Linked DNA regions of Homo sapiens: regions 2 and 3 are each linked to region 1. Evidence: chromatin contacts called from ENCODE Hi-C or POLR2A ChIA-PET data. All regions are on one chromosome and are shown on one strand. The core of a region is the stretch at or near the end of the contact, and the rest is flanking DNA. Distances in the headings are between cores, read along the strand shown. Region 1 has its middle 90 kb from the start of SNHG20. Region 2 holds the start of MXRA7 (matrix remodeling associated 7). Region 3 overlaps SEPTIN9 (septin 9).

What was found. Hi-C counts contacts between places; a loop is a spot of excess contacts on that map. ChIA-PET counts read pairs that join two places held with the same protein, here RNA polymerase II (POLR2A). Pooled maps may share reads with other maps.
Region 2: a loop to region 1 is called in a pooled map, with 3 times the contacts of the local background. The contact joins the promoter of MXRA7 here to the enhancer-like site in region 1. A Hi-C loop is called at or near these places in 1 of 168 maps with a recorded cell type or tissue (naive thymus-derived CD4-positive, alpha-beta T cell) and 8 of 50 pooled maps. POLR2A ChIA-PET finds 5 or more read pairs at or near these places in 7 of 52 experiments (CD4-positive, alpha-beta T cell, Caco-2, H1 and 4 more).
Region 3: a pooled map shows a loop between it and region 1 (4-fold over the local background). The contact joins two enhancer-like sites. A Hi-C loop is called at or near these places in 2 of 50 pooled maps. POLR2A ChIA-PET finds 5 or more read pairs at or near these places in 2 of 52 experiments (GM12878 and HEK293T).

Annotation. Positions count from the first base shown.
Region 1 is chr17:76,996,871-77,000,871 of GRCh38, forward strand. No RefSeq gene overlaps it. Among named protein-coding and RNA genes, the nearest start is that of SNHG20, 90 kb to the right of the region's middle. RefSeq lists enhancers at 1,041-1,581, 1,537-1,616. Within about 2 kb of position 1,326, at least 5 of the 41 ENCODE cell types and tissues checked have a DNase peak (open chromatin) inside an H3K27ac peak, as active enhancers do; they include CD4-positive, alpha-beta T cell and GM12878, where a contact is called at or near this core.
Region 2 is chr17:76,709,690-76,713,832 of GRCh38, forward strand. MXRA7 (matrix remodeling associated 7) reads right to left here and starts at 1,276. Exons shown (of 4, transcript NM_198530.4): 1 at 916-1,276. The coding sequence starts at 1,257. It also overlaps a transcript of JMJD6 not described here. RefSeq lists a silencer at 1,298-1,507.
Region 3 is chr17:77,322,792-77,327,140 of GRCh38, forward strand. All of the region lies in intron 2 of SEPTIN9 (septin 9), which reads left to right. Among named protein-coding and RNA genes, the nearest start is that of SEPTIN9-DT, 43 kb to the left of the region's middle. RefSeq lists a silencer at 793-966 and enhancers at 2,253-2,522, 2,633-2,942, 3,134-4,052. Within about 2 kb of position 2,905, at least 34 of the 41 ENCODE cell types and tissues checked have a DNase peak (open chromatin) inside an H3K27ac peak, as active enhancers do; they include GM12878, where a contact is called at or near this core.

The sequences.
Region 1 (4,001 bases), core at 76-2,575:
AGCCCCCCCGAGCATCCTTCTGGGCACTGCCCCATCCCCTTCCAGACGGCCCCACTGGTAGGGTCCTTGGGTAGCCCCTTGTGATTCTCTCTCTGGTCTGCAAGGAACACTCCCATCTCCTTGCCCTGACACACAAACCTGGGCCTGTAGGGCTCCCGCTCCACCACCCGAATGGCCACAGCCATTTCCTCACCATGGAGATGTTTCTGGGGGAGGCAGACCCCTGGCCCCCTCACTCACGCATTTCCAGGCTGGGCCAGGTGTCCATGCTTTGCATTTCTCTGCTGCAGGAGACACATTTCAAGGCTCTCTGCAGGGGGTCCCATGAGTTCTCCTGATGCAGAGACAGAGCGGGGACCCGCCTAGGGGCCTGCCCGCACCCACCCCCCAACCACAGCATGGAAATAAAGGAAAAGTCTTGAGTTCCTTCAGGAGAAATTCCAGGCACTAGCTAGCCTTGGAGAATAAATGAGCAGCCGGATAAGCAGGAAGATAGCAACAAACAAGATGAGAGCAACAGGAGCCTCCCAAGCAAGCCAGAGGAACAAGGTGTTTTGGTTCCTACAGAAACTAAAGATAACATCTTCACATATGTTCTCGAGTTGTTTTTCAGAAACCCCCACTGCCAGCCTCTATCCTATAGACCTCAGATGTGGGGAACCGAGGGCGGCACTCTGACTGCCGTTCTTTGTTCAGAATTTCATCCTGAGAGGCCTGGAGAATCATGCCCATGGCCACACTGAGGTACAGCCTCCATGTATGGGTTTACAACTTTACCTGCAATGCACCCCTCGCTTTCCTGAAATGCATCCCTGCCTTTAAAAACCCTTGCCTGTGCTCACGCCTGTAATCCTGGCACTTTGGGAGGCTAAGGTGGGCAGATCACTTGAGGTCAGGGGTTCAAGACCCACCTGGCCAACATGGTGAAACCCCGTCTCTACTAAAAAATACAAAATTAGCCAGGCGTGGTGGCAGGTGCCTGTAACCCCAGCTACTCGGGAGGCTGAGGCAGGAGAATCGCTCGAACCCAGGAGGCGGAGGTTGCAGTGAGCCGAGATCATTCCACTGCACTCCAGCCTGGGCGACAAGAGCAAAACTCGGTCTCAAAACAAACAAACAAACAAACAAAACCCCTGCTTGTGAGCCGTCGGGAGTTTGGGTCTTCAGCCTTAGCTGCCTGTTCCCCTCGCTTGGCGCCCCGCTGTAAGTGCCCTTTTTGAGACAGCTGGGGAAAGCAGAACAGGGACGGGGGAAGGGTCCCTGTTTTCCTTACACACCATGCTGACTGCAGCCATACTCAGCCATGCAGCCCTGTAACCACAAACGCTTCCTTTCACAAAAATAGGCCAAGTAAATCTAAAACACACAGAGTGCTTAAACCACAAATGTCGTGGCTGTTAACAGTAGGGACTCTCCACAATCCCCAAATGCACATCCCCAGCAAGGTCCTAGCCCGCCCTAACTGTACCTTTGCTTCATTTTAATGGTAAACATCATACCCCGGATGGAAAGTTGAGATGCTAATGAGACATGCGTCGCGTGAAGAAGCGTGACAGAGACTGTGCAGTCATGATGGACAGACCACCCTAAACATGCAATGATGTCATCTGGAGGAGGCCGGAAGGAAAATAAATCAACAGTCCGACCAGCTTTGGGGAGCCAGCTGCAGGTCTCTTCCTGTACTGTCCCCCTTGCTGCTCCAGCTGAAAGCCCTGATAAACTGCCTTGCTCAAGCCCATCTTAGACTCTCGGTCAACTTCTATTTTCTGAGGGTCCACTGGCTGGGAACGCTGTGCTCTTGGAAACTCTCCCTTCTAGGGTTCTGGGAGAGGGTGAGGGGGCTCAAGAGACCGGGGCGGTTCTCCTTCATCCTGCTGTAAATCCTGCACCTGACAGGGCAGGGTCCCTGGTATCTATAGCATCATCTCTCCAGCCAAAACTCAGCCCTGCTCTAACAGCCTGAGACAGTGCCCTTTCTAAATACAGTGCTGTGATATGATGGCAACTCACATGTATCAAGCATTCACTGCAACAAACACTTTGAGGGATTAGCTCGCAGAACCCTCACAGCCCTAGGAGCTAGACACTGCGTGCAGGAGAGGTAACTGACCCAAAGAATGCCTGGCCTCTGACCTGGTTACCGCGGAGGAGGGTGATCTCTAGGCCACACCATGTCCCTCCTGACAGGAGTGTCTTTGTTGCCCAAGGGCTTTGGCCCCTGGAGGGTCCAGCAATGCGGTTTATGATGGGGGCCTCAGGACATCCCGTATCAGTGCCGACCTCCAGAGGGACTGAAGAGGATAGGTGAGTCACATGGTTAGCGTGTGATGGAGCCCCAGGAAAAGCTCTGGACCCCAAAGCCTCAGGTGAGCTTCCCTGGCAGGAAGCACTCTTGAATGTTGTCAGGCATTAGGGCCAGGAGGTGGGAAGACCGCCCAGGGTTCCCTGGGGAGAAGATGGCCAGAGGCTCCGCGTTTAGATCCCATCAGACTTTGGCCTGTGCATCTTGTCCCATGGCTGGTCCTAATTTGTAACTTATTTATTTATTTATTTATTTATTTATATATTCTGAGACAGAGTCTTGCTCTATCACCTGGGCTGGAGTGCAGTAGTTTGATCTCGGCTCATTGCAACCTCCACCTCCTGGGTTCAAGCAATTCTCCTGCCTCAGCCTCCTCAATAGCTGGGATTATAGGCGTGCGCCACCGTGCCTGGCTAATTTTTGTATTTTTAGGAGAGGTGGGGTTTCACCATGTTGGCCAGACTGGTCTTGAACTCCTGACCTTGTGATCCGGCTGCCTCAGCCTCCCAAAGTGCTGGGATTACAGGTGTGAGCTATTGCGCCAGGCCATTAATTTGTAACCTTTTGCGGTAACTATAATTGTTAAGTATAGCACTCTCCTGAGTTCTGTAGGTCATTCTAGAAAATTATCAAATGAGACGGTGGTTGTGCGGGCCCCCAAATTCATAGCAAGCTGGTCTAAAGTGAGGGTGGTCCTGGGACCCTCATTGTTGTGGCTGGGGTCTGAAGTGGGGGCTGCCTTGTGGAACCTGTACCCTCTGACCATAGAGTTTCCAGAATTCACCACAGATGCTGTCATGATCTCTGCTTCACAGATGGGGAGGTAGATGGACACTGAGGTTTCGTGACCTGCCCAAGGCCAGGCAGTTATATAATCTGTTATATAATCTGCAAATTTAAAAATACTTAATCTAGGCCAGGTGCAGTGGCTCACACCTACAATCCTAGCACTTTGGGAGGCCGAGGTGGGAGGATCACTTGAGGTCAGGAGTTCGAAACCAGCCTGGCCAACATGGTGAAACCCCGTCTCTAGTAAAAATACAAAAAAAATTAGCTGGGTATGGTGGAGGGCACCTGTAATCCCAGCTACTTGGGAGGCTGAGGCAGGAGAATTGCTTGAACCTGGGAGGCAAAGATTGCAGTGAGCCAAGATTGGGCCACTGCACTCCCAACCTGGGTGACAGAGTGAGATCTGTCTCAAAATAATAATAATAATAAGTAAGTAAATAAATAAATAAATAAATAATAAAGTTAAAAAGCACTTAATCCAGCTGGGCGAGGTGGCTCACACCTGTAATCCCAGCACTTTGGGAAGCCGAGGTGGGCGGATCACAAGGTCAGGAGATCGAGACCATCCTGGCTAACACGGTGAAACCCCGTGTCTACTAAAAATACAAAAAGTTAGCTGGGTGCGATGGCGGGCGTTGTGGCAGGCACCTGTAGTCGCAGCTACTCGGGAGGCTGAGGCAGGAGAATGGCGTGAACCCGGGAGGCAGAGCTTGCAGTGAGCTGAGATCTCACCACTGCACTCCAGCCTGGGAGACAGAGTGAGACTCCGTCTCAAAAAAAAAAAAAAAAAAAAGCACTGAATCCTAAGTGAACGAATGCAGGAACAGAAAACCATGTTCTCACTTATAAGTGGGAGCTAAACATTGAGTACACCTGGACACAAAGAAGAGACCAACAGACACCAGGGTCT
Region 2 (4,143 bases), core at 26-2,525, 290 kb before region 1:
AATCCGACTCGGAGACCCTGGCGGTGGCCTGGACCGGCCAAGCGTGGTGAACTCCAGGGAACATGGGCACACAGTGTAGGGGCTGGGATGAGTGGATGAGGGAAATCCGACTCCTCTCAGATATCCACAGGCAGGACAAGGTGGCCAAGGCCGAGCTGATGGACAGCATGGCGGGAGGCCTGGGGCAGAGGCAGGGAGGGCCGCTTTGGGGTGCTCACTGGTGCTCCAGGAGGGCTTTATCCTGCATCTTCACTCCATCCAGGCCCAGCTTACCTACAACCCGGGGGAGTGGGGGTAGGAGGGTGTTAGATGTGTAGCTTGAAAACGACAATAAAAAGGACTGCTGGGATCGGGTGCCTTTTCTTTCAGTCCCAGCCCACGGGCTTCACAAAACGCCACAGCACTGACTCTGAAATCTGGACTTCAAATTGGCTGAAAAAGAAAAGCCAGCTTTCCTCCCTCGCCCCCCGAAAGTCCTACTTTTTAAACATCAAGATAACTCTCATGGCAGGCCTGGAAATAAGCCACAGGCACGTGGATTTGGGAACCGGTGGGCGGGAGGGGTCAGAAGTGGGTGAGGAGCAAAATTCCAAGCCCTGGTCCCGAGGCCTGGGAGCCAGCAGCTGCGGAGCACGCCCTGGGCTGGGAGAGGCCGAGGGGAGGGGAGAGCAAAACACCTCCAAACAAACTCCTTCGGGCTCGCCCCTCGCCACACTTTCTGGGGGAGGGCGGCGAGTTTGCGGGGCTGCGGCTTAGCATGGCGGGACCTGCATTTCCTGCGGGCCGCGGGTTCTGCGCTTCCTGGGGGCAGCCTGGGCTGGAGGCCGCGGCCCCGCTCCCTGGCTCGGCGGGGAACGGCAGCGGCAGCCGGAGCCCCGGGGGTGGGGAGGGGGCCGCGAGGGCCCCGGTGCGTACCTGCCTCGCCTCCACCGCCTGCTCCTCCGCCTCCGCTGGCGCCGCCGCGGGATCCCCTGGCCCTTCGGGCTCCCCCGGTCCCGCAGGCTCCCCGAGCTCCCCCAGCCCCGCGGGCTCTCCAGGCTCCTCCGGCCCCGCGGGCGAGGCCGCCGGCTCGGGGGCGCAGGGGCGGGACGGCGCCGGGGCCCCGGTGGCCTCGGCCGGGGGCGCGGGTTCCGGGGGCGCGCGGGCAGGCTCCGGGCTCGCGGCCGCCCCACGCCGCACCAGTAGCCAGGCGAGCAGAAGGGCCAGCGCGGTGGCCAGCGCAGGCAGCGCGGCCAGTAGCTCGGCCGGCGCCTCCATCGCGCCGCGGCCGCCGAGTGCGGGCCAGCTGGGACCCCGAGGGAGCCCGCCGCGCCCCGTCGCCGCGCCCGGTCGCCGCGCCCCGCCTCGGGGCGGAGCCCCCATCGCCGCGCCCCGCCCCCGCCCCCTCCGGCCCCGGGAGGGTGACGCACAGGCTGCGGGCGGGGGTGTTGAGGGGGCAGAGCCCTGACCACCTGGGAGGCACAGGAGGGCCAACCCCTGCCCGGCCTGGGCAGCCTTGACGCTTTGGGGCACAATTTAGCTCAGGTTCAATTTGAAATACTGTATGAGGTGCCCTTAGGTTGTCATCTTTGGCCTTAGTACGGCGGTTCGTCTTAGAGCATTTTGGAAATGTGGGAATGCAGAGAGACAAGCAAACCCGGGAAGCTTCATGGAAACGGCAGCCTGGATTGGCTTGTAAAGCAATCATAATGCCGGATTACGTTCAGCCACTGCCGTTTTTATAGGCATGTCAGGAGTTGCTTTTAATCCTCAGGGTTGCCTTAATGCACTTTCACAGAGGACATCTCCAGATCCCGGCCAGTGAATGCTCCCTTCGGAGCTGAGGCCAGCAGCCTTCAACACAGGCCTCCCTGTTAACAGTAACATGGCTCCCCCGCCCCTAGACCTGAAATTCAGCTGCAGGTCCTTGGTCAACGCTATTCCTCTTACCAGACTTTCTTCTTTGCACAATTCCAGAATGCATGCAGGGTGGGAGGGTACAATGAAGGAAATGAAGGCTATTGTTTTTGTTTCTCCAGATCCTCCCAGGCCTCTGTTGCTGAACAGTGGATTTTGAGATAAACACGTTGTAACCAAAAACATACTTTCCTACCACTCCCCACCCACTCTTTAGTTATTTTAAATAAACACAGGACGGGCATGTCAGGTATCACGCCAAACATAAGGCCTAATGTTAAAAAAAACACGGTTCCAGTTTTTGCTGAGGATGCCTTTAATACTTTTTTGGGAATATTACAGTGCCTGAGCTGATCTGTGATATAAACCAGATATTAGATGGAGTGCTTCTTTTTAAATGAAGATACACAAACGAGACCCCTCAGCAACAGGGAGAGCTGAATTCTGCTGCACTGCACGATATTAAGCGGGCCATGCACTTCCTTTTAGTGGTGGTTGATGAAAAGAGCCTATAAACTATAAAATGTGAAATAGGCTTTATCTACGGGCGACTAGCTTTTAACCACTGTGGAAGTTTCAGCCAGTGTATGGGCCTATTTTTTTTCTTTTGAGATGGAGTCTTATTCTGTTGCCCAGGCTGGAGTGCAGTGGCGCAATCGCGGCTCACTGCAACCTCCACCTCCCGGGTTCAAGCGAAACTCCCACCTCAGCCTCCTGAGTAGCTGGGATTACAGGCGCCCACCACCATGCCCGGCTAATTTTTTTCTGTTTTTAGTAGACAGGGTTTCACCGTGTTGGCCAGACTGGTCTTGAACTCCTGACCTCAGGCAATCTGCCTGCCTCAGCCTCCCAAAGTGTTGGGATTACAGGCGTGAGCCTCCGCGCCCAGCCAATTTTTTTTTTTTTTTTTTAAAGAGACAGGGTCTTTCTTTCTTTTTTTTTTTTTAAAGAGACAGGGTCTCACTATGTTGCCCAGGCTGGAGTGCAGTGGCTATTCACAGGCATGATCATAGCTTTCTGCAGCCTCGACATCCTGGGCTCAAGTGATCCTCCTGCCTTAGCCTCTTGGGCAGCTGGGATTACAGGTGTGCATCAATGCTCCTGGCCCAGGGCCTTAATTTTGTGCTCCATCCCATTGTTTTAAAGTGTAAATACATTTTTTTAAAGTCCTGTTCTGCTGACAAAGTACATTGTTGACTTTCAAATGAGTAAGAAAGAAAATAAGGACAAAACAATGCCAAAAACACAACTCCAAATCATGTTGCTTTATTTAAAATGATGAACAAGTTTCACCCAAGTGAAAGTTTAAAATACCAACCCAATAGCAGATCCACAGGCTTTCATGGCAGACCCCATGGCTAGACGGACGCAGAACTAGGAGACTGCTCAGTGTTCTGACAACTCCAGGAGGCACGAGTGTGCAGAAGACAGTCCCAGTTCTTCTGTAGCATCCAGTCACTTTGGAGACAGCTGGCCAGGGCTAGCTCTCCTCCCAGGAGGTTCACTGGGGCTTAGATGACATTTCTTTTTTTTTAAAGACAGAGTCTCGGTCTGTCACCCAGGCTGGAGTGGCTTGATCTCAGCTCACTGCAACCTCTGCCTCCTGGGTTCAAGTGATTCTCCTGCCTGAGTTGACCAAGTAGCTGGGACTACAGGCATGTGCCACCACACCTGGCTAATTTTTGTATTTTTAGTAGAGACGGGGTTTCACCGTGTTGGCCAGGCTGGTCTTGAACTCCTGACCTCAAGTGATCCACCTGCCATGGCCTCCCAAAGTGCTGGGATTACAGGGGTGAGCTACGGCGCCTGGCCGAAATTTCTGAACAATGAGACAAAGTTGAGAGCCACCGCCTGGGGGTGCAAGCTCACCTAGTTTTGCTGCATAGGATGTCACATCTTGACACAAGCTAGTGGGAGGGGAGTGTGGAAGAAGCCGCCAGACTCCACTTCAAATCTACCAGCAATACCAGTACACACATCAAAAACAACTTACTCGTGGAAATACTACAGACAATCTAAAGAACCTACAGCTGGGGCATCCTTATACGCCTTCCTCCTACACAGCATTTTTTACATTTACTGCAAAAATTTTGTTCCATCCTATACTCGTCTAAAGTCCTAAATCCAAGGCTCAGTCTCTAGTAAGCTTATAAAGCATTTGCACCAGCAACCTTCCCACAGATCCTTAGTTTTGCTACTTTATGAAGAAGCTGTTACTACCTTAAGTATACATTGGTGTTAATTATG
Region 3 (4,349 bases), core at 1,655-4,154, 330 kb after region 1:
ATGGCTCACGCCGCGTTGTCAGGCTGCAAGCCACTGCGAGAGCTGCTCTGATCCCCAAGCATGCTCTGGCCTGAGGAGGAGCCATGGGGAGGACGCTGTGCCTGTGTGACAGAGGCCTGCCCGGCAGATGCCGGCCCGCTGACTTCCAGACGTGGCTGTGGGTGCCTCATGCCCCACTGGGCTGGCGTGTGAGGCGTGTCCAGCTCAGGCTGCCCTACAGCTGCCCAGGAAGGGTTTGTGGGAGGGGGTGGTCCTACCCTGGTGAGTCCACGGTGGTCTGCCAGCCCCAGGGAAGGCTTAGGAGCCCCAAGACCTGCCCTCTTGTCCCTCCCTCGGCAGTGTCTGGCTCCGGTCTGGTTTGTGAACGGGGGCCTGGGTACTCTCCCGCCCTCCCTGGGGGCTGTGGCCTTCCCCTGGGAAGGTGCTGGAGGGTTTGTCAGCAGGGCCGGCATGAGTCATGGAGTGGTGACTGGCCGCTGAGGCATGGAAGGCCACTCCTTCCAGCCAAGGGTCGGAGCTTTTTTTTTGTTCTGGAACGGCTTTGTGGCTTTTACAAATTAAGCAGTTTTATCTTGTTCCAAGAGCTTGTATTTCAGCAGGGAGAGAGTCTCCAAGAAGGGAACTTTCCACTGGGGAGCTCTGTTGGGCTGGGAGGCTAGGAACAGGCCACGAGGGAGGGCTGCAGGCAGGGGAAGTGGCCGTCTGTGCATGGTCATGAATGCAGGCCCGGGGTCCTGGAGGGGGCTTGGCCACGCTGTCGCTGGACGTCTGTCCCCACCAGGGTCCATCTGATGCAGTACGGCACAGGGTAAAGCCCAGCTCCTCTTACGGGGTTCCTGGGTCATCAGTGGGCGGGGAACCGAGGCCTCCTGGAGGGCGGTGCCTCAGCCCTCACCCCTCCCTCCTGTCCCTCGCTGTGCTGTCCCCGATGGCCTCTGCCATCCCCTGGGAGTTCTTACCCCTGGACGCTCGGTGCCTGTCCGGTCTCAACCTCTCCAGCTCTGCTTTTCCATCTCCGAGGTGAGAGGCCTGGCCTGACGCGCTCTGCACCCGCTTCCTGCCCAGCCCCGTGGGAACTCTGGTCCCTGTAGTGGTTTCCTGGGGCTGCCATCACCAAGTGCCACAAACTGGGTGGCTCAAAACACCAGACATTTCTTCTCTCGCCGTTCTGGAGGCCAGAAGTCCGAAATCACGGCATCAGCAGGCCTGGTTCTTTCCGGAGGCTCCGAGGGGGAGCCTGCTTCTCGCCTCTGGCAGCTTCTGGCGGCTCCCGAAACCCTTGGCGTTCCTTGGCTCGTGGCCACACCACTCGACCTCTGCCTCCGTTGTCACGGGGCCTCCTTCTGTGCCCTAAATCTCCCCCTGTCTGTCTCTCATACGGACAGTCTTTCTCGGATTTAGGGCCCACTGGGTAACCCAAAATGGTCCCATCTCAAGATCCTTAACTTCATAACGTCTGCAAAGACCCTTTTTCCAAATAGGCCATGTTCATAGGCTCTGGGGTGGATGTAAATTTTAGGGGCCACCTTTCATCCCCCTGTTGTCCCCGTGTGTCTGGATGCACAGCATGGTTCCATGTCCCAGACTCCTTGCTGGACCCCTCTGGCCCTTTGGGGTGGCCTTTGGCCTTTTCCACTCGTTTCTGTGCTCCTGGTGAGGTGTCGGGGTCGGGCTTAGCCCCTGCAGGAATTCTGGGGACAGCATGGAGCCGGCAACTCCCCACCAGGCGTCTTCCTACCTGCCCAGAGCTCATGGTTGTGAGGGGTCTCTCCTTGTGGTTTTGATTTGCAATTCCCCAGTGGTTAGTGATGTTGAGCATCTTTTCGTGTTTATTGCTCATTTGCACATATTCTTGCAGAAATGTCTGTCCAAGTCCTTTACCTGTGTTTGATTTGGATGATTGTTGTTGCTGAGTGTTAGGAGATCTGTAGATTAATATCCAGATACTAATCCCATATCTGACCTATGATTTGCTGCCATTCCATGGATTGCCTTCTCCCCACGTTGTTAGTGCCCTTTGATATGCAATTTTTTTTTTTTTTTTTGAGATGGAGTCTGACTCTGTTGCCCAGGCTGGAGTGCAGTGGCATGATCTTGGCTCACTGCAACCTCCGCCTCCCTGGTTCCAGCGATTTTCCTGCCTCAGCCTCCTGAGTAGTTGGGATTACAGGCACCCGCCACCACACCCAGCTAATTTTTGTATTTTTAGTAGAGACGGGGTTTCACTGTGTTGACTAAGTTGGTCTCGAACTCCTGACCTCAAGTAATCCACCCGTCTCGGCCTCCCAAAGTGCCGGAGTTACAGGCGTGAGTCACCGCACCCAGGCTGATATGCAAATATTTTAAACTTCTATGACGTTCCACTTTATCTATTTGTTCTTCTGTTGCCTGTGCTTTTGGCGCCATATCCAAGAAATCATTGCCAAATGCAACGTCAGGAAGCTTTTCCCCTGTGTTTTCTTCTAAGAGTTTTGTGGTTTTAGCTCTTGAGTTTAGGTCTTTGATGCAAGTTGAGTTGATTTTTGCATGTGGTGTAAGGGCTGGTCCAGCCTCATGCTCTGGGCTCTTGATTCACTTCTCTTCTTTTCTCACGCCCAGCTGGTTCCGCTGGGTGGCGGGGAGGAGTGGGGAAGTCCCGGGCTGGGCCTGCACTCGATCATCCCCTCTCAGGCCAGCCAGGGAGTCTCAGCTCCTGCCCAGGACCTGGCTGGACGTGCTCCCTACCGGGAAAGCCTGGGCCGTCTTTCTAGGCTGATGGCAGGGCCAGCCCGGGGCGTCCTGAGGCCTGCCCTGCGGACATGCCCCTTGTTCTAGGTGGTGTGGCTGCCCGGCCTGCGTGTGAGACCAGCTGTCTGTGCTTCAGGCCATGGAGGCTGAGTGTTTCCAGCCTGTCCCCTTGCTCGGCTCTCCCTCTGGGGAAGCCCCTGCAGCCCATTCTCTGCCTCCGCTTCTGCCATCTGTGCCTTTGTCTGCTTCCTGTTTGGAGGTGGTCATCCCTGGGGCCACCCCTCATGATCTGGACACAAGTCTCCATCCTGAAGCCACCACCCAAACCCCTGTGCCTCAAACCCCTCCCACCCACCACATGGGTTTCCACTGTGACCAACTCAGCAGCTGATGAAGCTTCCCTTGGGGCTCTCCTAGCAACGGGGAGCTGGCTTTCCCGGAGGCCTGGCCTCTCCCTAAGTGGAAGTGGGGCGTGAGGGTGTCAGCCTTTTTCTGCTGCCTGGTGCTCTAGGTTGGCTTGTCACCCCTGGAAGCACTTGCCATCCTTATACAGCACCCCACACCCACCTCCCCGCCTCCTACCCCTTCTTCCAAGGGGTCATCTCTGCTTCCCTCCCCACCCAACCTCACCCATGTGGTCCGCCCAGCAACCTTTGACCCCCAACATGACAAAATAAACCTCCCTTGCCGGTCACTCATTCATTCATTCAGCATTGGGTGCTCCCTGTGGACTTGGCGCTGGGGTCCCGTGGAGGACAAAGCCAGACACAGTCCTTGCCCTCATGGGACTGCACAAGTGCAAGACCACATCAGTAAACGTGAAACACAGGAAGTGACAGGTGTGACAAAGGGGACCAGTGGCAGGACAGAACCTGCGGTTCGTAGGACCAGGTCAGGAGGGCTGCCTCGGGGGGACACCTTCGGGCTGAGCGCAGAAGGATGAGGGGAGTAAACCAGGCTCAAACCCAGCAGGCAGAGGCGATCGCTGCAGGCAACCGGCAATGTGTTCAAAGGCCCTGGGGCGCGGGGGGCTGAGGCCGGCAGCACGGCAGGAAGTAAGACTGGGGTTGAAAGAGACTGACTGTCATGTTGTGAAATATACACTTGGTTTTCATCTCCATTTCCTGGCACACAACTCCTAAAATCCTTGGAATCTCCAAAGTGATGTCTTTTTGGATGCTCATGATTGACAGACCAGCTGGCAGCTTCAGGATGGTTCCCAGGGAAGACCAGGTAGAATCACAAGGTTCAGCACCACCCCGCAACCTCCAGGTAGGGGAGAGGGGCTGAAGGTTAAGCAGATCATCAGCGGCCAATGATTGAATCAATCATGCCTTCGTAATGAGGCCTCCGTGAACACTCAGAAGGATGGGGTTCCGGGAGCTTCTGGATGGATGAGCATGTGGAGGCTCCTGGAGGGTGGAGCGCCTGGGGAGCACATGGAAGCTCTGCGTCCCTCCCCCATACCTTGCCCTACACATCTCTTCCCCTGTATCCTTTGTAATATCCTTTATAATAAACTAGTAAATTCCATGAGCCCCAGGAACATGTGTAAAAGAAAAAAAAAAGAATAAACCATAGCTGCTGTAGCAAGTTAATCCTACCAGCACTGGCTCTCATCT